3 separate regions of the Homo sapiens genome follow, and regions 2 and 3 are each linked to region 1. Evidence: chromatin contacts called from ENCODE Hi-C data. All regions are on one chromosome and are shown on one strand. The core of a region is the stretch at or near the end of the contact, and the rest is flanking DNA. Distances in the headings are between cores, read along the strand shown. Region 1 holds the start of TIGD2 (tigger transposable element derived 2). Region 2 holds the start of NUDT9 (nudix hydrolase 9). Region 3 holds the start of HSD17B11 (hydroxysteroid 17-beta dehydrogenase 11).

Region 1 (3,064 bases), core at 448-2,947:
CTCTATCATAACTCTATCAAGCTCCTCGTATGTTGATGACTTCATAGATTTACGTTTGGATACTCCACTGGTAGGATCTGAACTGTTTGCATAGTTTATAATCCTTTCTTTGTTCTTTTTAATATCACGAACTGTGGATTCACCAATTCCGTACACCACGGAAAGTTTTTTGAAAGAGATGCCTTCCTCAAGTTTCTTAATAATGTCAAGCTTGTCCTTAATTGTCAACACCACACGCTTACGTTTCCCCAACATTTTAAGTGTCTAATATTTTAGGTGATTACTAGAACAAGATAATTAACAACTAAGATTTGAATACAAAGCAACTAGAAAATGAGTTCGTAAGATTCCTCCTCTCACTTCTAGGGCCTAGATGGATAGTGACCAATTTCCTGACAAGGTCTACGTGAATCTACTTGCTATTTTAAAACTTACAAACTTCCTACAACAAAGCCTAGCGCCAATTAACTCTTATCTTCTATCTTTCTTCCTCCTCAGGGTTCAGGGTCTTTCATGAAGTGCAATCACACTAGAGGCTAGAAACTGTACTGGTAAGGCTTCTAAAACAGTACTATTGCATACTCAATTCTTGCCATCCTTGCAGGTAATGTTCTTTGCCAGAATAGCCACTAAATCTCAGGTGGAAGTATTTTAGGAAATGTGCTAGGGAGTAAACAGTTTAAGTCAAGAGAGGACTTGCAAACTTGACATACAGGAAAATACAATGGGAAAACTCACCCTCTGACTATGTGGTCTTTGTCAAGCAGTGGATTGTATGGAATGCTGTCTCTCTAGGCACGGACTCTGCTATAGGTTGCGCAAGTGAGTGCTTGTGGAAATCATACGCAAGAGAAGATGACCCGGACAGAAGTGAACAGTGCAAATAAGGTGAAAGTGGAACAGGCAGAAAACTCTACTTTAAAAGCGACTTAAACCTACTAGATTTGGCAGCTGGAAAGGAGGATAGTGGACATGTGATGTCACATTACTAAAGAAAGCATCAAAAAAACTGCATCGGTGGAAATGAGGACCCAAGGTAGAGGCTATGGGGTGGCAGGCTCGGTGAAGATGATGTTACAATAATCCTGGTGAAAGACGATCCTCGATGGACCAACAGAAGCAGTTCCTGTGGGGGCTGTAGAGATACTCGGAGGCTCCGAAACCTAAAGGAAAATACCAAAAACATTTTCTTTCAATTCAACATCAGGATCTGTGGCATTATCCACATTTATCCTGCAACTATGTTGAGAAAATTAACGCCTCCTATCAATGTGATAGCTAAATACGACAAATAATGCTTTCAGGCATAATCTGGGGTGACAGAGAGAGGGACCTGAAGAGCCTACCTCCTGAAATTAAGAGGTCAGGGAGAAGCCGTGTTAGCGAGGGCCTCTCCCCGCTGGGCGAGCTTCAGAGCGCGGGACGTCTTTCCTCCCGCGGAGGGAGCCCGGATTCCGCCTGGACGCCGGCGACCAGGATGTCACTGCTGCAGCCAGCCAGCCAGCGGGCGGCCGCTTGGCACAGGGAACGCCAGTCCGCCGGCCCCGGGCATCGCCCTGGGACCGCCTGCGCGGCGCCCAGACCACACTAAGCGCAAATGGAGTCTCCTGAGGCAGGCTGGCACTGGTGGCCCGGCAGCGGCGAGGGACGAGCGGAGAGGGACGAGCGTCGCCGCCGGAGCCGGAAGGCGGGGGATTAGAGAGCACGCGCGCGCCCCCGCAGAACGTTGTGCCGGCGAGGGGGCGGGGCCTGCGCGGGTGAGCGCACGCGGCCCGGGGGAGGGGACTCCGGCGAGCGGGCGGGAGGGGCGGGGGCCCGGCAGGGGTGCGTCTCTAGGCGCTGCGTGGGTTCCACTCACCGCCTGGCCGTTTCGGGGCCGCAGTGCCTCCCTGGCCGGCAGGGGGAGGCACACGCTCGCCTTGTCCTGGCGCTTTTCCCAGTGGCCCGGCTCTGCCGACGAGGCTCTTTTCTCCCTAGGGGGAAATTTTAAAATCTCACCCCCCCAGTGCTGGGGGGAAAGCGGAGGATCCTCGCGTGCCGGGAGCGGGCTGCGAATGGGGCAGGGCGAGCGCACGTGGGGCGTGTTTACAAACAGCAGCCGCGCCGCCTTGCGGAGGCGGTCCAGGTGTCGGAGCCCAGAGTCAGCGCGCGTGGAAAGTGCTAGCCCGAGCGAGGATCATGAGGCACGGTAGGAGCCGGCGGACGTGGGTTCCGGGCAGGAGCTGGGGCGTTCGCTCGGCAACACCCAGCCGGACAAGCCCAGGGTGCCGAGGCGCGGCGGGCTGCGGTAGAGCCGAGTGTCGGGTCAGCGCTCCCCGGTGCTGATGCTCCGAAACTCGTCACAGTCGCTGTAGAGACGGACCCTTTGCAAAATCGACAGCACCTGGGAGACCCTTGAGCCAGTGGGAGGCGTCGTGGTAAATTTCCTGCCGTGCCTCGACGCCCGGGGCTTCTCAAGTGGAATCGGGGAATTGCGCTTTGACTGATACTCCCTTTATTTGTTTCCAACGGAGACATCTGCGGAAGGGTCACCGCCTTCCTGGAGGAGAGAGTGGTGCACCTCCACCTTGCACCACCTGTTTCCTGGGAAACGCGGTCAGGCTGCCTTCCTTTCCGTCTTGTGTGTGCGTGTCAGTTTGAAAAATTGGAAATTCTTCAGTGAATTATCTCTTCCATATGAACATAAATGTAACCTTTTCGTTAACACAAAGTAACATAGTAATTCGTCATTTCTTTGACAAGGCCATATACTGTTTCTGGAATTTCAGAAACTTGGAGATGGAAATCAAAGCGAGCATACTGTAGAAAACAGATGTTGATTCTAAGCCTTCTGTTTGACTCCGCCGCCAAAACTGCTCAATTGCCTTTCTCAACATAGCAGCCTTCCACTATCTGGCATGACAGAAATTCTTTGATCTAGTTATGTTGTGAGGTTGTAAGTGGCTTTTGGAGAATACCTGCTTTTAGACCTCCCCTCTTCCCTGCCTTCCATTTGGCTTCCAACAAGCCAGTCCCTTTCTGGAAGTCCTGGTTGCCTGTTTTGGGTACATTATAACTTACTTCA
Region 2 (2,700 bases), core at 60-2,559, 1.7 Mb after region 1:
TCTGGTACCTGCTCACATGCCCTCAACTGAAACCTTCCTATCTAGGCAACCTGGTACAGAGCCAAAAGTCAATTAGCGACCCATGTACTGAAAACAAGACCTATTACTCATATTAATCAAAATATAGACAGATAACCAGTGCCCATCACATGTTCGAGAAAAAGCAACAGAAGGAAACAGGACCAAAAAGACACAGAACAATTGACCAACAGTAAGTAAATTATTTAGGAAATAGATTTTTCTAATTATCATCTTTGTAGATTCAAGACTTTTAATATCTATAAAATAAGAAAAGGCTGCTGCACCTAGGACCCTGTGTTTACTAACTCAAAGAATAAAAACTGGAGAAGGGAAGAACAGAAGGAGGCAGTGTAAGACACCATAAATCCCTAAATTTAACCACAATAGACAAATTATTAAAAAAAAGGAGGTAGATAGTAAATATAATATATTGTCCACCCTGGAAAGGGGACAGGGGGAATAGTGATTTTACTTTTCATTTTACATTTTCAAGTTGTTTTAACTATGTACATGTATTAATACTAATAATAATGTTTTAAGTATTAACCATAAAAAAATGGCACGGGACACCACCACCCCAAACAATTGCTATTTAAACTCTCTCGTGATACTAACAATGATTTACAGAGAATGGCAAATTTCAAAATCAGAAGTCAAGAAGGGTCCCTGCCACTCGTTTTCCTCAAAAGGCAGATAAAATATTTTAGAGCCTTTTTGAAAACTTGTATATGACTATAAAAACCCGAGAGGCAAAGCAAAGCCTACAGAATACGCCAGAAAAAAAAGCTGCTTCCCACCCCCAACTCAAGGTCTAGGGCAAAGGAGCCGGTAGTAGGAGGGTGGAATACCTGAACGCCTGGATGCCGCGGCAGCGCGAGGACCTGATAGTCACAGAGGCCAAGGCCAGAGAGAGAGACACCGCGGCTAAAGCCTTTCCCAGGAGGCGTCCCGCCATGAGCGCCCCGAGGGCGGCTTTGCGATGCTAGGTCGCTCTTAGTTGGTGCCTCCGCCTCCCCACACCCCACAGCTCCGAGTCCCGGCCGCGGGTATCTGATGGGCACTAGGACCTGTCTGCCGTTGGGTTCCCGAACGGGAGTAGCTGTGCCTATCTATAAATCACAGATCAAGAGCCCTCCCACGATAAGAGTCCACCGCTTTCCCCAGTGCATCGAGAAAAATCCAGACCAGCACGTGACGCCGAAGCCTCCAGCGCCAGCTGCCTGGGGAAACCGCGGCCACGAACCTCGTAACTTTCTCTCTGCGTAATGGCGCTTTACGGCCGCGCCGCAAAGCAAAGGTCGTGCGTTGCCGGCTTGGTAGCGCCTTCCTTCTCCGACTTCCCAGACTTCCCAGTCTGCGCAGGCTTACTTGGGGACGCAGGGAACTACCAAGAAAGTGTCAGAGGAAAGGAAAGGTGAAACAGACGAGGAACTGGAACGGGAATAAGTGGGAAAGAAGCCAAGGGGTTTGAGAGAGACTTGCTGCCCTGGGTTTTTGGTTTTTGTTTTTTGAGACAAGAGTCTGGCTCTGTCGCCCAGGCTGCAGTGCAGGGGCGCGATTTCAGCTCATTGCCGCCTCAACCTCCTGGGCTTAAGCGAGTCTCTTGTCTCAGCCCCCGACGTAGCTGGGACTACAGGCACACACCGCCATACCTGGCTAATTTTTGTATGTTTTGTAGCGACAGATTTTTGCCATGTTGCCCAGGCTGGTCTCCAACTCTCAAGCTCAAATAATCCAACTGTTTGGGCCTCCCACAGTGCTGAGGTTACAGGCCTCAGCCAACGCGCCTGGCCCTGCTCTGGTTTTTTTAGGGAGTAAGTTGTTGCGGAAGGACGCAGGTCTTAGCCATATTTTTGAATAATACTTCGTTATGGGAATGAAACCGCCTTTGCAAAATTATGACTGATTTGGGAGGCCGAGGCGGGATCACTTGCAGTCAGGAGTTCAAGACCAGCCTGGCCAACGTGGTGAAACCTCGTCTCTACTAAAAATACAAAAATTAGCTGGGCATGGTGGTAAACGCGCCTGTAGTCCCAGCTGCTCAGGAGGATGAAGCAGGAGAATCGCTTGAACCCGGGAGGTGGAGGTTGCAGTGAGCCAACGTCGCACCACTGCACTCCACCCTGGGCGACAAGAGTGAAACTACGTATCAAAAAAAAAAAGAAAAAACCTCTGCTCCCTGAATGCTCAGGGAGACTGATTTGAGTAATAATAGAACTCCGGTCTCACACAGCTGGCTCTGCATGAATTACTCTTTCTCTATTGCAATTCCCCTGTCTTGATGAATCAGCTCTGTCTAGGAAGCGGGAAAGGTGAACCCCTTGGGCGGTTACAGCAAGAGGAGATAGTCCAGAGACTCAGCCCTCGTATCTTGAAGGGTTTCTTGGTTTTTTGTTTTTGTTTTCTTAACCAAGTTGTCTGCTCCAATTGCTGGATTTCATTCACAAGGCTTTGCTAGGACCAGTTGTGGCCCTTGGAAACTCGTGGAGGAGAAAAGCTGTGAAAATAGGCACACATGCTGGAGGAGGAACAGAGGGCAACACACATAATACTGGATAATAAACTTGAGAGGCAAAAATTAAACAAACCGACAAACAAAGTTGGAAACCCAGACTGTCCAAAGCAGCTTGTAATCAGGCTTACTTCATTTATATTAGCTTATTGATGTGGCAACTATTT
Region 3 (2,795 bases), core at 230-2,729, 1.7 Mb after region 1:
AGAACACTTTGTAAACTTTCTATACAAGTGTTTTGTAAATTTGGATTTGGAGGCTATCCAAAAAAAAGTTGTAGATATTCTGAATTCAAAGAATTCTATAATGGGGTTCACTTTTGTGAGGCTGCCACTATCCCTTCATCCCCTATAACAACGTATGGCTGCTTAAGTAAGAGGGACAATCGAGTTTGAACTATTTGTGAACTTTGATTTTTTTGTGTGATCTTTCTGGCTCTTAAATATGAAAGTTGACTATTGTCACACAACAAAGTCCCTTCCCAAGCACTGGAGTGTCTTGCGCAAAACCCAAATCCAATGTCTGTCAAAAATGAGTTGGAAAAAAATGCATGCAATACCATTATTAAGCTCTTACTGGACACAAGCCCTAGTTAGGTCTTTTCTTCCAGTAACCAATCTCTAGAATTTTTTCAAGTCACTAGTTAGCATATACTGAATACCCATTTATATAGGCTACAAAACCAAATGTTACATAGGTAATCTTTAGGCTAAATGATTTGCTATTTATTCACTTGAATAAAGATAAAATTCCTAAAGTACAACATATATTTTTTATTTTCAAACTCTAATAGGTCAAGTGAAAAATGATTATTCAAATATACTCTTCTTTCTTGTGGAAACAATCCCTTTAATACGATAACAATTTTTTCTGGCGCTTGATTGAAGCTGTCCTTGAACAGACAAAATTTCCCCTGTCTTCCAGAAATCGTGCTTAGTTCAAACTAAAATGTGATGTAGCGCAATTTCTCAGCTGGAAGCAGAACGATTGGTCTTTTCAGGATCCTTTAAGATAGGAATCTACATTTGCATCCTCTATCTAGTTTTTGTTTTTTAGGACAAAGTCTGGCCTTTTCGTCCAGGCTGGAGTGCAGTGGCGCGATCTTCACTCACTGTAGCCTCCACCTCCTGGACTCAAGCAATTCCCGTGCCTCAGTCTCTCGAGTAGCTGGAACTACAGGCACACGCCACTACGCCTGGCTAATTAAAAAAAAAAAAAAAGAGACCGGGGGTCTCCCTATGTTGTTCAGGCTGATCTCGAACTCCTGGGGTCAAGCGATCCTCCCGCCAGGGCTTCTCAAAGTGCCAGGATCACAGGCGAGAGCCGCCGCGCCCAGCGGCACCCCCTATCTAGTGATAAGCAACCTTCAACTATGAAAGAAGCATCTGGCCTGTGGACACTGTCGGTTATCCTTGGAACTTATCCAATTTAGGAAAACAAGTGAGCAACTAACCCTCCAAGGCCGGCTCACGACACCGGGAGAAAGTGGTGTAAAAGACAATCGCGGCCACACACCGCGTGGGGGCTGCGCAAAGCAGAACTAGGAAGCTTTGCTCCGGTCTGGACTTCGTCCCTCCCAGATCTCTGAGCTAGCAAGCACTGCAGCCCGAGCCAATTGCGAAAGACCAACAAAGCCCAGCCCAGCGGAAGGAACGGTTTCGGAGTTGTTTTTCTTTGATACGGGAGTTCCTCCTTGCTCTCGCCCCTACTCTTTCTGGTGTTAGATCGAGCTACCCTCTAAAAGCAGTTTAGAGTGGTAAAAAAAAAAAAAAACACACCAAACGCTCGCAGCCACAAAAGGGATGAAATTTCTTCTGGACATCCTCCTGCTTCTCCCGTTACTGATCGTCTGCTCCCTAGAGTCCTTCGTGAAGCTTTTTATTCCTAAGAGGAGAAAATCAGTCACCGGCGAAATCGTGCTGATTACAGGAGCTGGGCATGGAATTGGGAGACTGACTGCCTATGAATTTGCTAAACTTAAAAGCAAGCTGGTTCTCTGGGATATAAATAAGGTAACAGTGTTTACTATGTTTTACTTTCTGGTACCTTTAATTTGTGGATGTGTCTGCATTTTGCTGGCAACCACCCTTTACCTCATCTCTGCAAAGCAGGGAGGAAAAAAAAATTAGTATTGCCATTTTGCAGATGGGAGGGCATGAATTAATATGTTGTATGATCACATGATAAACAGACCTAGAGGTTATAATAGTCCCAGTTACTGCCCCATTTGTAAATTGATCCCCATTTTTGCCCTAAGGATAACTCATAATTTTTTCCTGAACCTGATTTCATTGATCCCTCTATTTTAAAAATAGGGAAAAAACAATCGTTTTAGCTATATATTAAAAGAGTAAGAAGCTTGTACCTATTAAGAGAAAGTCCTACTTACTGTTAATGAGAAAAGTGGTTTGAAAGATTATACTCGCCGTTGGCTCACGCCTGTAATCCCAGCACTTTGGGAGTCCAAGGCAGGCGGATCGCGAGGTCAGGAGATCGAGACCATCCTAACACACTGAAACCCCGTCTCTACTAAAAATACCAAAAAAAAATTAGCCGGGCGTGGTGGCGGGCGTCTGTAGTCCCAGCTATTGGGGAGGCTGAGGCAGGAGAATGGCGGGAACCCCGCGGGGCGGAGGTTGCAGTGAGCCAAGATGGCGCCACTGCACTTCAGCCTGGGCGACAGAGCTAGACTCCGTCTCAAAAAACAAACAAAAAGATTATACTCAACAGAAACCAATGCTACATTGCCATAGTTATTGCCAAGAGTAATTTTAAAAAGCATCTTTTCCGGGAGGCTGAGGTGGGGGGTTGCTTGAGCCTGGGAGGTGGAGACTGCAGTGAGCTGTAAACGCCCCACTGCACTCCAGCCTGGGTGACAGAGTGAGACCCTGTCTCAAATTTTTTTAAAAAACATTTTTTACCACGTTTGACCTGTGATACTGAAGGAGTGGCGGGAAAGCATCTTTTAGTAAAAACAATAAAAGGGAAAAAAACTTTCAGT

The links. A loop is a pair of places that touch in the nucleus more often than their neighbours do. Pooled maps may share reads with other maps.
Region 2: a loop to region 1 is called in a map of gastrocnemius medialis, with 9 times the contacts of the local background. The contact joins the promoter of NUDT9 here to the promoter of TIGD2 in region 1. A Hi-C loop is called at or near these places in 2 of 168 maps with a recorded cell type or tissue (gastrocnemius medialis and naive thymus-derived CD4-positive, alpha-beta T cell), 1 of 37 single-sample maps with no recorded cell type and 11 of 50 pooled maps.
Region 3: a map of B cell shows a loop between it and region 1 (13-fold over the local background). The contact joins the promoter of HSD17B11 here to the promoter of TIGD2 in region 1. A Hi-C loop is called at or near these places in 2 of 168 maps with a recorded cell type or tissue (B cell and naive thymus-derived CD4-positive, alpha-beta T cell) and 7 of 50 pooled maps.

The regions. Positions count from the first base shown.
Region 1 is chr4:89,110,166-89,113,229 of GRCh38, reverse strand. TIGD2 (tigger transposable element derived 2) reads right to left here and starts at 1,697. Exons shown (of 2, transcript NM_145715.3): 1 at 1,347-1,697; 2 at 1-1,163. The coding sequence starts at 255. RefSeq lists a silencer at 1,440-1,889 and enhancers at 1,970-2,049, 2,080-2,189.
Region 2 is chr4:87,421,182-87,423,881 of GRCh38, reverse strand. It overlaps NUDT9 (nudix hydrolase 9), which reads right to left and starts at 1,309. Exons shown (of 8, transcript NM_024047.5): 1 at 870-1,309. The coding sequence starts at 976. RefSeq lists enhancers at 487-1,421, 1,491-1,540.
Region 3 is chr4:87,389,872-87,392,666 of GRCh38, reverse strand. HSD17B11 (hydroxysteroid 17-beta dehydrogenase 11) reads left to right here and starts at 1,479. Exons shown (of 7, transcript NM_016245.5): 1 at 1,479-1,806. The coding sequence starts at 1,597. RefSeq lists enhancers at 612-1,184, 1,198-1,267.